Linked DNA regions of Homo sapiens: regions 1 and 2 are each linked to region 3. Evidence: chromatin contacts called from ENCODE Hi-C data. All regions are on one chromosome and are shown on one strand. The core of a region is the stretch at or near the end of the contact, and the rest is flanking DNA. Distances in the headings are between cores, read along the strand shown. Region 1 holds the start of ERCC3 (ERCC excision repair 3, TFIIH core complex helicase subunit). Region 2 overlaps BIN1 (bridging integrator 1). Region 3 holds the start of VMA22 (vacuolar ATPase assembly factor VMA22).

Region 1 (4,424 bases), core at 389-2,888, 3.0 Mb after region 3:
GTGATCTCTGCTCACTGCAACTTCTGCCTCCTGAGTTCAAGAGATCCTCCTGCCTCAGCCTCCTGAGCAGCTGAGACTACAGGCGCGCGACACCACGCCCAGCTAATTTTTGTATTTTTAGTAGAGACGGGGATTCACCATATTGGCCAGGCTGGTATTGAACTCCTGACCTTATGATCCCCTGCCTCGGCCTCCCAAAGTGCTGGGATTACAGGCGTGAGCCACCGCGCCTGGCCCAGGCCTCACTTTGAACCATCATGTAGAAATTTCCTCAGCAAAATGTCCAAGCTTATCACTTATAAGTTCTACTTTCCACCCAACAGAATACAATTCAGGCAAGCTCTCTACCACTTGCCTCCAGTTTCAATAACATATTTCTCCTTTCCATCTGAGCCGTCACCAGAATCACCTTTAATGCCCATACTTCTACCAAGGCTCTTCAAGACAATAGAGGCTTTTCTATCATGCGCCTCAAAATTCTTTCAGCCTCTACCGATTACCCAATTTGAAAACCACTTCCCCATTGTTAGGTATTTGTTACAGCAGTACCCTATTCCCCGTACCAAAAATCTGTGTTACGTTCTCCAGAGAAACAGAACCAAGAGGCCCACTGAGCAAGCGAGATTGATTGATTGATTTTAAAGAATTGGCTCATGCAATTGTGGGGGTTGGCAAGTTGGGAATTCAGGTACGAGTTGATGTTGTAGTTTTGAGTCCAAAGGCTGGAAACTCAGTCAGAACTTTCTGTGTTGCAGTCTGGAGGCAGAATTCCTTTTTCCTTGAGAAACCTGTCTTTGCTCTTAAGGCCTTCAACTGATTTGGATGAGGCCCACCCGCATTATTGAGGGTAATCTGCTTTATTTAGGCTGAGACATGAGAATGGCATGAACCCGGGAGGCGGAGCTTGCAGTGAGCTGAAATCGCGCCACTGCATTCCAGCCTGGGCGACAGGGCGAGACTCCGTCTCAAAAAAAAAAAAAAAAAAAAGAAAAAAATTTTTTTTGAGACGAACTCTCGGCCTGTCGCCCAGGCTGTAGTGCAGTGGTGCAATCTCAGCTCAGTGCAGCCTTTACCTTCTGGGTTCAAGAGATTCTCCCATCTCAGCCTCCCAAGTAGCTTAGACTACAGGCGTGTGCCACCATGCCTGGCTACTTTTTTTTGTATTTTTCGCAGAGATGGGGTTTCACCATGTTGGCCAGGCTGGCCTCGAACTCCTGACCTCAAGTGATCCACCCACCTCAGCCTCCCAAAGTGCTGGAATTACAGGCGTGAGCCACCGTGCTCAGCCAAATTTTTTTTAATTAAAAAAAAGAATTCTTCCTTACCCATGGACTCAGGTCACATTCTCTCTCTCTCTCTCTCACACACACATTTATTGCCCACATGGCTTCATTAAAATTTAAGTTCCAGAAGGATGAGGCCTTTAATTCGCGCACTACACAGGTGCTCAACACACAGTATTTTCCTTCAGTTGTAGAGAAATGAACAGTGGAGGACCCCCGCCGCTGGGTCGCACGAGCTAACAGATCGGCGGTCGCTGGCTCTCCGCTCTTCCAGCCACCCACATCACGGCGCCTAGAGGCGGGACATCCTGTGTGGACAACAGGGAGCTTCCGGATTGAGCCGGAAGTCCCCCCAGAGCGGATGCCGCGGCGGGCCTGTGGGAGCGGGGTCATCTTCTCTCTGCTGCTGTAGCTGCCATGGGCAAAAGAGACCGAGCGGACCGCGGTGAGACGTTGCGCGGGCACGCTCAGCCACGACTGCCCTTGCCGGCCCTGCCCCCCGCTCTGCCTCGGAGCTGCTCCGGGCCTCTGCGCCGGCCGACCCTGCTGGCCCTCCCGCGCGCACCCCGTTGGGACAGGCCTTTGGGCGGGAGAGATGCTGGACCTGGGCGCAGCCCAGCGAACTCGGCCTAGGGGAGACGGGTGAGGGGCGCAACGCCTGCGGGATGCAGGTGGCTCTTAGCTAGGAGTTTGCGGCGGCGCAGGTGAAATGCTGCCAAGCGGTGCGGAGGGAACCCTGAAGGCTCCTGCTGGGCTTACTTCTGTGTTGGTATCTTGCAGACAAGAAGAAATCCAGGAAGCGGCACTATGAGGATGAAGAGGATGATGAAGAGGACGCCCCGGGGAACGACCCTCAGGAAGCGGTTCCCTCGGCGGCGGGGAAGCAGGTGGATGAGTCAGGCACCAAAGTGGATGAATATGGAGCCAAGGACTACAGGCTGCAAATGCCGCTGAAGGACGACCACACCTCCAGGCCCCTCTGGGTGGTAAGCATGCCCTTAGCTTGGGCAGGGCCCAGGAGTGTGCGGAGCGGCAGCTAAATCTTGGGCATCCTCAGAGTCAAAACTGACATTCAGGATACTGCCCCTAGAACTGGCCGGGAGAGAATTTTCATCCACACACGTTGGAACAGCCCAAGGCAACAGCGAGCAGTTGCGCACACGTGTGGCGGCCGGACCTGGGCTTCCAACAGCTCTAACCCCTCGGTTTACTCTCACTCCTTCCCCAGCCCTACCCCATGTAGTGAATCCTTTTATCTGCCGAATAAATAGCATTTATCATGTAACAGTTTGTTTCCTCAAATAATGGAAGACATGTTCGGTAGCAAGCTTTTGCTCTACTTTAAATAATTAATGTTATACATTTAGTTGAAATCTAGCCAAAAGGTAACTTGAGGATAGCCAGTAAGATGGGCTTTCTCTGTGCAGAATAGTAGGAAACAGCTGTTGACTTTGGAAACACTTTCTTCTATTTTTCTTTACTCTTCTGTATCTGATTAATGTAACAGGCCCCACAGTTGTCTGAAGGAGTGCTTGCAAGAATATCTGTGGTGTTGGGCAGCTTATTCTTTCTTGATAATGATATGGGCAAGAGCCCAGTAGTCTCTGCAACTCATGTTTCCTTGTCTGTTTTGTCCATTTGGTATCTCTCAGGCTCCCGATGGCCATATCTTCTTGGAAGCCTTCTCTCCAGTTTACAAATATGCCCAAGACTTCTTGGTGGCTATTGCAGAGCCAGTGTGCCGACCAACCCATGTGCATGAGTACAAACTAACTGCCTACTCCTTGTATGCAGCTGTCAGCGTTGGGCTGCAAACCAGTGACATCACCGAGTACCTCAGGAAGCTCAGCAAGACTGGAGTCCCTGATGGAATTATGCAGTTTATTAAGGCAAGTGACAGCTGAGACCAGCAATTCCACCTGCCCTGCTAATGTAACAATAGGCATAGGTGCTCCATGTTGTCAGCCTGTGGCAGCCATGAGAATGTGCCATTCAGATTTCCTGTGGGGAGCATAACGACTGATTACCCCAGCCGCTACACTCTGGATCCAGCATTGTGTTCTGGGTGAGGCCATGCTTCTCATGAGCCGCTACACTCTGGATCCAGCATTGTGTTCTGGGTGAGGCCACGCTTCTCATGAGCCGCTCCCAGCTGTGGGTATTAACACAGAGGGGCTACTAATTCAGGCCCATTGTAGCCAGGGAGAATTTGGAAATGCAGCCCAAAGTGAGTGTGCTGGGGACTGAATTGTGTGTGTTCCCCTCAAATTTTGTCTTCAAAACCTAATATCCAATGGTAATGTATTTGGAGTAAGAAAGTAGTTAAGACTAAATGAGGTCGTGATCCGCTATGATTAGTGTCCTCCTAAGAAGAGACACCGGAGCATGCTTTCTCTCACCTGCCCTTCTTGTCATGTGAGTACACAATGGGAAGGTGGTCCATAGACAAGAGCCTTCACCAGAAACTGAATCGGCTGATACCTTGATCATAGACTTTCAGCCTCCACAGCTCTGAGAAAATACAGTTCTAATGTTGAAGCCACCCAGTCTGGAATTTTATTATGGCAGCCCAAGCTGACTAACACAGGTGGTAAACTCTGTCTAAAGCTAAGTATCTGCAGGAGACCAATAGTCAACAAGTTCCATGAGGGAAAGTCAAAAACAACTTCAGATGTTTTTGACAAAACAAAGAGGGTTCCATGTGATTAATAGTTGAACATGCTAGGTTTCTTCTGCGAGATGGGTGAATGCCATTTAAAAGAGATGGACAGTGGCTTTCATTGCCTTTGGCTGATCCAAAAGGAGTCAGATTCAGACCTTGGGATCTGGAGTGGCAGAAGAGTGCCACAGGAATTCAGTATGGTACTGCAGCCAGTCCCAGAGAAGCTGCAGGAGTCCTGGAGAGAACTCTCTTTTCCTGTGATGTGAAAGCGTGCCCGGCCAGGTGCAGTGGCTCACTCCTGTAATCCCAGCACTTTGGGTGGCTGAGGTGGGTGGACCACCTGGGGTCAGGAGTTCAAGACCAGCCTGGCCAACATGGCGAAATTCCTGTCTCTACTAAAAATACAAAAATTCGCCAGGCATGGTGGTGGGTGCCTGTAATCCCAGCTACTCAGGAGGCTGAGGCAGGACAATCACTTG
Region 2 (4,154 bases), core at 1,655-4,154, 3.3 Mb after region 3:
GGTGCCTCAGTGGGCACTTCTGGGTGGGCGCTATCTAAAGCTGACTCTGGGCATTCACTCCTTTGAATAGCAGAAATGACAACAATACTGTTTGAAGTAATACCAATGATGTGTTTGAGATAAACACATACCTCCCGTAGGCACCATTTACTAGTTCCAGTGTCATGGATATAGAAACCGAGGACTTTGATTAAGGAATGAATAGCCTGGTTGCATGTATAGGTTGAGCTTCTCAGACAGGAACAGACGTGTAAGAACCTGAAGGCATCCAGAAGAACAAGTCAGCTCCTGTGCCTGGAGTGGAGTCGGGGAAGGCTGCCTGGAGGAGGTGATGTGAAGGGCCAGCATAGCCTGGCATTGCTAGGGAGGCAAAGTTTCCTAATGAAGACTGTGGGAGTGTGTGGCGACCCGTGGCTGTTGCCTTCCCACCCAGCTCAGACCTTCACTTGGCCCCAAGGCAGGTGGGTGCTGGCCAGACCTTCCCCCTCCCCTGCCCTGGCTGCTGGGGAGCTGCCACCGCCCCCCACCCACAGCTGTGCCCTGGCTGGGGCTGGGCTGGTGCTCTGCTCCTCCCAGCACAGGCTGTTCCCCCACTGAGCTCAGGAAGCAGGTGATGAGGGTGGGAGGCGGGTGGGCTGGAGAAGCAGATTCCACCGTGTGTTTATGGCCAGTGTCCTGGAGCTGGGCTGAGAATAGCACCCGCACTTGTGTGGAGGGACAGATGGGCGGAGGGCTGGGGCCAAGGGTGGGGTGCGTGCCTGTGGAGACAGGCTGTCCTCAGCGAGCCCCACCCAGCACAACTGAAGTGGTGGAGGGTCGCCCTGTGTCACTGATGCCCCGCGGCCATGCCCTTGCTGCCTGCCTGCGGGGGTGGCACTGGGATGTGGAGTAGTAGCAAGGCCCATCAGGGCTCCTCATGTGGCCACAGCGGGTTGCACCAGGCTGGCCTTGCTGCGATGGCCACTGTCTTCAGCTGTTTGGTTGATTTCCATGGGGCCTCTTGTCGGTTTACCCTTTTCCCAAAGGGGCCCAGCGTAATGGGGTGGCTTGCAGGGTCCTTGCAGAGCTGCAGGCAAGGAGGCTGCAGAGGGGAGCTTGATTGGAGAGAGGAAGGGGGGTGGTTGGTATATGCTGTTCCAAGGAACTGGCCATGCTGCAGTGGACTGTGAGCCGCAGGAGCAGGTGCACTGGGCGGCAGGTGCGGGGAAGGCTTATGTGAGCTGGGGGTTGGGGGAGTAGGGCGTTGGGGACTAGGGTGGGAAGACTGCAGGAACTTTCAGCCCTGGGTGGGGGGAGCAGGGGGGAATCCAGTGCTAGCGGCTCTGCTGGGCCCTCTTACCTACATGATCATACTTCACCTTTAAACACCCTTGAGGGAGTTCTTGGCTCTAAGTGATGAGACCCAGCAGGTCAGGGAGGTGAGCTTACTTGCCCAGGGCTGCACAGCCTGGGCCTGCTCCCAGCACCTTCTGCCCCAGCAGTGTCTCCTACCAGAAGGGGTTCCTGGCCAGCTGCCCAGACTAGATGCCCTGAGCTGGTCATCCAGAGTGGGCAGTGGGAGGGACTGAGGGGCAGGTGGGTGGGGCCGGGGTGTGATAGAAACCTGACGGTGGGGTGTGTCCAGTCCACCCCAGGGTTCCTGGCCATTGTGTCTGCACCTTCCTCCTGGACATCTCTGGGCACTGCAAACTCACTGTGACCCCCAGCTGTTACCCCAACACGTGTCCCCATCTCAGGTGATGACCACCCCTTCCCTCTAGTAGCTCAGATCACAGAGTCCCCTTGCCTCCCACCTGGGTCAGTGCAGTCAGCTTCTGAACAGGCACCCTGCCCCACTGCGCTCCTGAAGTGTGTACACGCGCCAGCCTGGGAGCTTTGCAGGCTGCAAAATCAAGTCTTGGCTCAGAGCTTTCCAGGGTTCCACGTTCCATGCTGGGTTTTAAGGGCCAGAGTCTTCCAGGGGCCTCTGTGGTCCTGGGGGCCGAGGCCGCATGTGCAGTGGTTAAAGCTCCTCACCGATGGACCCAGGCCTGGGGTTGGGATCCTGGGCCTGGCTGCGTGACCCTGGGGAGTTGTTAAGGCAGTGCCTCAGTTTCCTCACCTGCAAAGTGAGAATATAATAGTATTTCCTTCATGAGGTTATGGAGGGGTCCACCATGAGGCTATGGAATCATGCCCAAGGGCTCAGCATGAAGCCTGGCACCTGGTGTTTCAGGGCCTCCTGGTCCTCCCTGCCCCCTGCCACTCTCAGCCACGCCGGTCTTGCTGTCCTGTGGCATCCCTCCCGTCCACCTCAGGGCCTTTGCACTCACTGAGTTCTCTGTCCAGTGAGTTCTACCTTCTTCTTCCTTCCTGGCCTGGTGTCTTGCTCCTTCATCAGGTCTCTGCTCAGCTGTCACTTCCCTGAGTTCCTTCCTAAGAGCAGCCGCCCTCTCCCCTCACCCCCAGCCCTTCAGTGTCTCTCTTTTTTTTTTTTTTTAAGAGATACGGTCTTGCTCTGTCGCCCTGGCTGGAGTGCAGTGGTGCGGTCCTGGATCACTGCATTTTTTGAACTCCTGAACTCAAGGCATCCTCCTGCCCTAGCCTCCCCAGTAGCTAGGACTATAGGTGCACACCATCACACTCAGCTAATTAAAAACTATTTTTGGTAGGGGTAGGATCTCACTATGTTGCCCAGGCTGGTCTGGAACTCCTGACCTTAGGTGATTTGCCCCCCTCAGCCTCCCAAAGTGCTGGGATTACAGGTGTGAGCCACCGCACCCGTCCCCCTGCTGCATTTTTGTTCGGAGGCTCACAGCACCTTTCAACATTGCCTCCCTCCTAGAGTGCTGGCTCCTCCAGGGCAGAGACCTTGCTTGGCTTCCCATAGAGCATGGCCAGGCACACTGCCACCAGGGCACGTTGCTGAGTCTTCAAATGCCTGTTGTGAGGTGATAGTGCAGAAGAGGAAGCCACCTTCGTTTTTGGGTGGGCGTTGGCAGGGGAGGCTCTGATTCTGTGCCTGTCCTGCTCTTGGCACCCCTCTCAAGGAACTGAGTTATGAGAAGATCCCTCCTGCGTCTGGCCAGCTCACCCACAGTGTGACCACCACAGCCACCAGGCCCTACAGCCGAGAGGCCACGTCCCAGAGCCGGGGTGGGGACTCTTCACAGTGGTGGGTCTGGTGGAAGGTTCCTTTCTTCCACTAAGTGCTGGCTGGGTGGGGAAGAAGCTGGAGGGTGAGGCCTGGGCAGCTGGCTGGGCGCTTGATGATGGTCTGGGTGGGCGTAGCCCTTCTAGAAACTCCTCTGTTTGCTGGTGGACACCTGGTTCTGCTGATGGCTAAGAATAGACTCAGCTTGGGGGATGGTCCCGAGGGGAGGGGAGCCAGTCATGATCCAGGGGGTCCTCCAGCCCTCCTGGTTGGAAGGTGGTGGGGTGGCTGATAAAATCCAAGGGCTTGGTAGCGGTGGGCCGTGTGCGGATTCTAGCTCATTGCTTACTGACATGGGACTCTCGGTTTCCTCACTGTGAAACGCCTCCCTCCCCTGCCAGGATTTGGAGCACATGTGGTCTTTGGATGAGCGGTTCCTGCTCTGCCGTCCGTCCTGCACTGCCCTTGGCTGGTCCAGCCCCGCCGGCCACTGTGAGAGTGCTCACCCCAGCCCCCTCCCAGCCTGACTCTGGCCCCTGCTGCCTCCACTCACGCTGTGTGCTCTGCTCGGGGCTCCCCAGGCCACCGCAGCCCACCCTGGCTTCCTCTGGGGTCCACGTGGCACCACCCTGGCTGCAGGCCATAGGCTTATCTACAGAACCGGCTGGAATTTCAGGCACCCTGGGAGGGATGAGAGAGAGGACGGGGAGGGGGCCTTCCTGGCCTGGAGTCAACTGGACACTCGTTCTCTGGGGCGGGAGCCTTCCCTTCCAGCTGCAGAGATGAGTGTGGAGGAGGAGACCCTGCAACTTCCTTCCCCTCCCCCTTCTTTCTCAGGGGCGGGGCTGGGCTGCCAGCTCTGATGCAGACAGGACCTCCAGGGGCCGGCCGGGCTGGGAGGGCTCTCTGTGTTTTCGTTTTTGACCATCAAAGCATTGTGGTGGGGCTGACGTAGTTGGTCAAGTTTTTATTGTCAGTTAAGGATGTAAAAGAGAAAACCCAACACCACTTTTTGCTCTCA
Region 3 (4,057 bases), core at 905-3,404:
CGCTCTGTCACCCAGGCAGAGCAGTGCAGTGGTGCCATCTCGGCTCACTGCAAGCTCCGCTTCCTGGGTTCACGCCATTCTCCTGCCTCAGGCTGGCGAGTAGCTGGGACTACAGGAGCCCGCCACGGCGCCCGGCTAATTTTTTATATTTTTAGTAGAGACGGGGTTTCACCGTGTTAGCCAGGATGGTCTCGATCTCCTGACCTCGTGATCCACCCGCTTCGGCCTCCCAAAGTGCTGGGATTACAGGCGTGAGCCACAGCGCTCGGCCTTAAAAATTACTTTTGAAAAGAAATATAGACTGTTCTGTACGTATGATGGTGGACCAGAGACCTTTAAGCTCTCAGACAGCAAAACCGTTGGTCACGATGCCCACAGCGCTTCGAAGGCATGGCTTCAGCGGGCCCTGGACCACAGGCTGCCTACCGCAGAGCACAGCGCTCCAGGTGCGCACTCGGGGCCAGCACTGTTCCCCACGGAGCTCAGAGGAACTCCTGCAGGGAGGATGGGCAGCGCAGTCTGCAGCACCAGCGCTATCCAGATAGTCTTTAGAGAGAATTTCTTTTTTTTTTTTTTTTTGAGACGGAGTCTTGCTTTTTTGCCCAGGCTGGAGTGCAGTGGCAGGATCTCGGCTCACTGCAACCTCCGCCTCCCGGGTTCAAGCGATTCTCCTGCCTCAGCCTCCTGAGTAGCTGGGATTACAGGCGCGTGCCACCACGGCCGGCTAATTTTTGTATGTTTAGTAGAGACGAGATTTCACCATGTTGGTCAGGCTCGAACTCCTGACCTCATGATCCGCCCGCCTCGGCCTCCCAAAGTGCTGGGATTACAGCAGTGAGCCACCGCTCTAAAGAGAATTTCTACAGGACAAGATAAAGTCTTTAAAACTTGGGACGAACTTGACACACTGCACACAGCGGGCAAGCTGCAAAACCCGGGTACTGCAACGTCAGTGACAAGTAATTAATACCATCACACGGAAGAAACACTCTCAAAACCAACAGGAGAACCCAATGGGCAAGGAAAACGGCCGGCAAGCATTTGGAAAGACGCTCGGATATTCGAACACAAATGCGTGCCGGGGTGGTTTACCACGCAGACGCCCGCGGGGCCGATGCCTTACCTTCCAGCGCGCGCCGCAGCCGCTCCTTCCTCTCCTGGGCTGAGCGCTGCGCCTCCTCCCGGGCCTTGCGGTACAGGTACTCGCGGCGCAGGCGGGCCTCGCGGCGCAGCTGTGGGAACAGCAGGCCCAGTCACTCACTACTCGCTCCCGAGCCCCGGAACCCCGGAGCCCCGGAGCCGCTGAGCCTCCAAGTCCCCAGAGCCACATCCCCAGCACTTCACGCGCCCCGGACCTCCGAAACAGGAGCTCATTCTCCTACCATCTTGAGTGCCGCTTCCACGTGGGTCCGGGAGAATCTGTGGGCTCCTCCAGCGCGACACAGTCCTCACTTCCGCCCTCAACCAAGATGGTCCCTTAGACGCTTCACTGGTGCCTGCAGCTGTGGGGAATGCCCTATGTTAAGATGGCGAATAGGGCGGGGACATCTCAAGGCGATTGGCCATTCCGGCAGGGCGTTCTCCTTGGGATAACCGATAGACTGGATACAGAATGTCACACGTGACTTAGGACCGCAGCTAATAAATATGTCCGCCCAGGCTTCTCCATCCTCGTCCTCCCCCCACCACCGCCGTGCAGAATGCAGTTTTCAGATGACGAACCGCTAAAACAATCATAATTAGCGGCTGGAAACAGTTCAACTGTAAAAACCGCACACCGACTGAAGGTTGCTTGCCGGCTCCTTTCCAAATTAACTTTAAAACCACTCTTCCCTCAACCAAAATGGTTTCTGTAGAGCTTCGCCTTCTTCCATCGCCACAACAGTGGCGCGACTTCTAAGATTCGGCAGCTTCCGGAAGGACTCAGAACCACCTATAACCCTAGCCGACAGTTCAGCAGGCTGATCCACTTGGGGGCTAATTGGAGAAACCAGTTGATTGGTTGCTTCCGTGCTGCTTCTCTAAGGGCGCTTGCCCTTAAAGAAGCTGACCCAGAGGCCTTGGTGCTGCCGGCGTGGGGATCCCCAGATGGGAACGCCCCTTGATGGAGGATCTCGTGTGCCTATTGGCTGTCCTGCCAAACTGCGGAGGGTGACAAGGAAGAAGGTGGCTCCAGATCTGGAGGTGTGTCCATGGCGGCGCTTGACCTGCGAGCGGAGCTGGATTCGCTGGTCCTGCAGCTGCTTGGGGACCTGGAGGAGCTGGAGGGGAAACGAACGGTGTTGAACGCCCGGGTGGAGGAGGTAGGCGCCTGGGGCGGGCAGGAGGGTACACGGGCGTAAACTGAGTCTCACCGCTTTCCTCTCCCTGCAGGGCTGGCTCTCGCTCGCCAAGGCTCGCTACGCGATGGGCGCCAAGTCGGTAGGGCCCCTGCAGTATGCTTCCCACATGGAGCCCCAGGTCTGCCTCCACGCCAGGTGAGGAAGCTTCCATGCTGGGCTGGGTGGGCGGGCGGGCGCGTTCTAGGCCCGGGCTGCCAAAGCTCCATCCTCCCTTCTCGTCCTTCAGCGAGGCCCAGGAGGGACTCCAGAAGTTCAAGGTGGTGAGAGCTGGTGTCCACGCCCCAGAGGAGGTGGGGCCTCGCGAAGCAGGTGAGCCCCCTCTTCCTTCTGCAGAACCCCTTCCCAGTGTCAAAGACAAAATGCAAATTATGGAGATGATTTAAATTAGGTTTTTGCGATAAGAGAGAGCATCCCAGAGCAGAAGAACAGAATGTTTTTGTAGGGTGGTTTTGCCTTAGACTTTTATAGGAAGTAGAGAAATTGTTGGTGAGTTGCTTTACACTGGGAATAGATTTACAATCACATACATTTCAGTCAGCTGAACAGAAAATATTTATCTGTGTGTCTAGCTAGTTTCAGAGGGACAAACTTCTAATCCCAGTTAATCATCCTGAGACAAAGAATGGGGAGTTGGAACGTCTATGTCTGGTCTGTTGGCATGTTCAGGTACAATGGGTAAGATCAGTGTCACAGGCAAACAGGGTCATCAGTGGGTCTTACAGGAGTCACGGGAAAGAGTGGACAAACAGTCTCATCTGAATCACAAGGGGAAAGGCTGTGTTTTGTGGTAAGCTGTTTCCTGGAACCCCAAAGTTGGAATTTTCCAACCAACAGTGTTTTATAGAATCATGAGCTCAGATCAAGCTCAACATTGTCACCAAGATGATAAAGGTCAGGGAGTAAGATCCCAGCCTCCTCCAACCTTTCTTTCCTCAGGTCTGCGGAGGCGCAAGGGCCCCACTAAGACCCCAGAACCGGAGTCCTCTGAGGCCCCTCAGGACCCCCTGAACTGGTTTGGAATCCTAGTTCCTCACAGTCTACGTCAGGCTCAAGCAAGCTTCCGGGATGGTGAGTGGACCGTGTTGTTTGGCTCTGTGGCCCTCAGACCCTCTATCCACAGGGAACACTTGAGCACTGCTGCCATGGCTGGGGTTAGTCTGTGAAAGGCTTTGCAGGTTTTCCTCCATCCAAACTTCCGTTGTACACCCATTATTTTTTCCAAAAGCATTTACTGGTTGTTGGCAGCATTCGGGTTCATGCTAGCTGCTGGGGATACAGCAGGGAACAAAAGAGACAAACACTTTTCATGTAATGTTTAGAAGCAGACAAAGGCAACGTGCAAATAAGTAGGCCCTTAACATAAGTCAGGCTGTGAAAATTGTTATGAAAAACACATAATGGAGTGGGACAGGAGTGGGCCAGGGGAGGTCTCTCTGAGGAGGTGAAGGAAAAGCTTTGTGGGTGATTTTGGGGAACAGTGCTCTAGATGGAGGAACCAGCCAGGACAAAAGCCCTGAAGCCAGATATATCTGGTATGTGCCGAGGCCGGTGGCCTAGAGTGGAGTCAGGTGATGTAAGCCCTGATGAAGACTGTGGGACCCACAGAGAGGCTCTGAGCAGAGGATGGTGCAACTGGCTGTACAGGGTCACAGGAATGCTTGGGTGCTGGGCGGGGACACAGAGCAGAGGGAGGAAGTAGGTGTCAGGGAGCAGCC

The links. A loop is a pair of places that touch in the nucleus more often than their neighbours do. Pooled maps may share reads with other maps.
Region 1: a pooled map shows a loop between it and region 3 (8-fold over the local background). The contact joins the promoter of ERCC3 here to the promoter of VMA22 in region 3. A Hi-C loop is called at or near these places in 5 of 50 pooled maps.
Region 2: a map of B cell shows a loop between it and region 3 (7-fold over the local background). The contact joins the enhancer-like site here to the promoter of VMA22 in region 3. A Hi-C loop is called at or near these places in 2 of 168 maps with a recorded cell type or tissue (B cell and naive thymus-derived CD4-positive, alpha-beta T cell) and 9 of 50 pooled maps.

The regions. Positions count from the first base shown.
Region 1 is chr2:127,291,358-127,295,781 of GRCh38, reverse strand. ERCC3 (ERCC excision repair 3, TFIIH core complex helicase subunit) reads left to right here and starts at 1,638. Exons shown (of 15, transcript NM_000122.2): 1 at 1,638-1,728; 2 at 2,064-2,269; 3 at 2,936-3,172. The coding sequence starts at 1,701.
Region 2 is chr2:127,087,066-127,091,219 of GRCh38, reverse strand. The region is part of intron 1 of BIN1 (bridging integrator 1); the gene reads left to right. Among named protein-coding and RNA genes, the nearest start is that of BIN1, 18 kb to the left of the region's middle. RefSeq lists an enhancer at 3,669-4,154. Within about 2 kb of position 2,904, at least 2 of the 41 ENCODE cell types and tissues checked have a DNase peak (open chromatin) inside an H3K27ac peak, as active enhancers do.
Region 3 is chr2:130,340,261-130,344,317 of GRCh38, reverse strand. VMA22 (vacuolar ATPase assembly factor VMA22) reads left to right here and starts at 2,154. Exons shown (of 5, transcript NM_032357.4): 1 at 2,154-2,303; 2 at 2,374-2,477; 3 at 2,569-2,651; 4 at 3,279-3,410. The coding sequence starts at 2,193. IMP4 (IMP U3 small nucleolar ribonucleoprotein 4) reads right to left here and starts at 1,421. Exons shown (of 9, transcript NM_033416.3): 1 at 1,383-1,421; 2 at 1,124-1,232. The coding sequence starts at 1,385. RefSeq lists enhancers at 1,389-1,558, 1,689-2,238.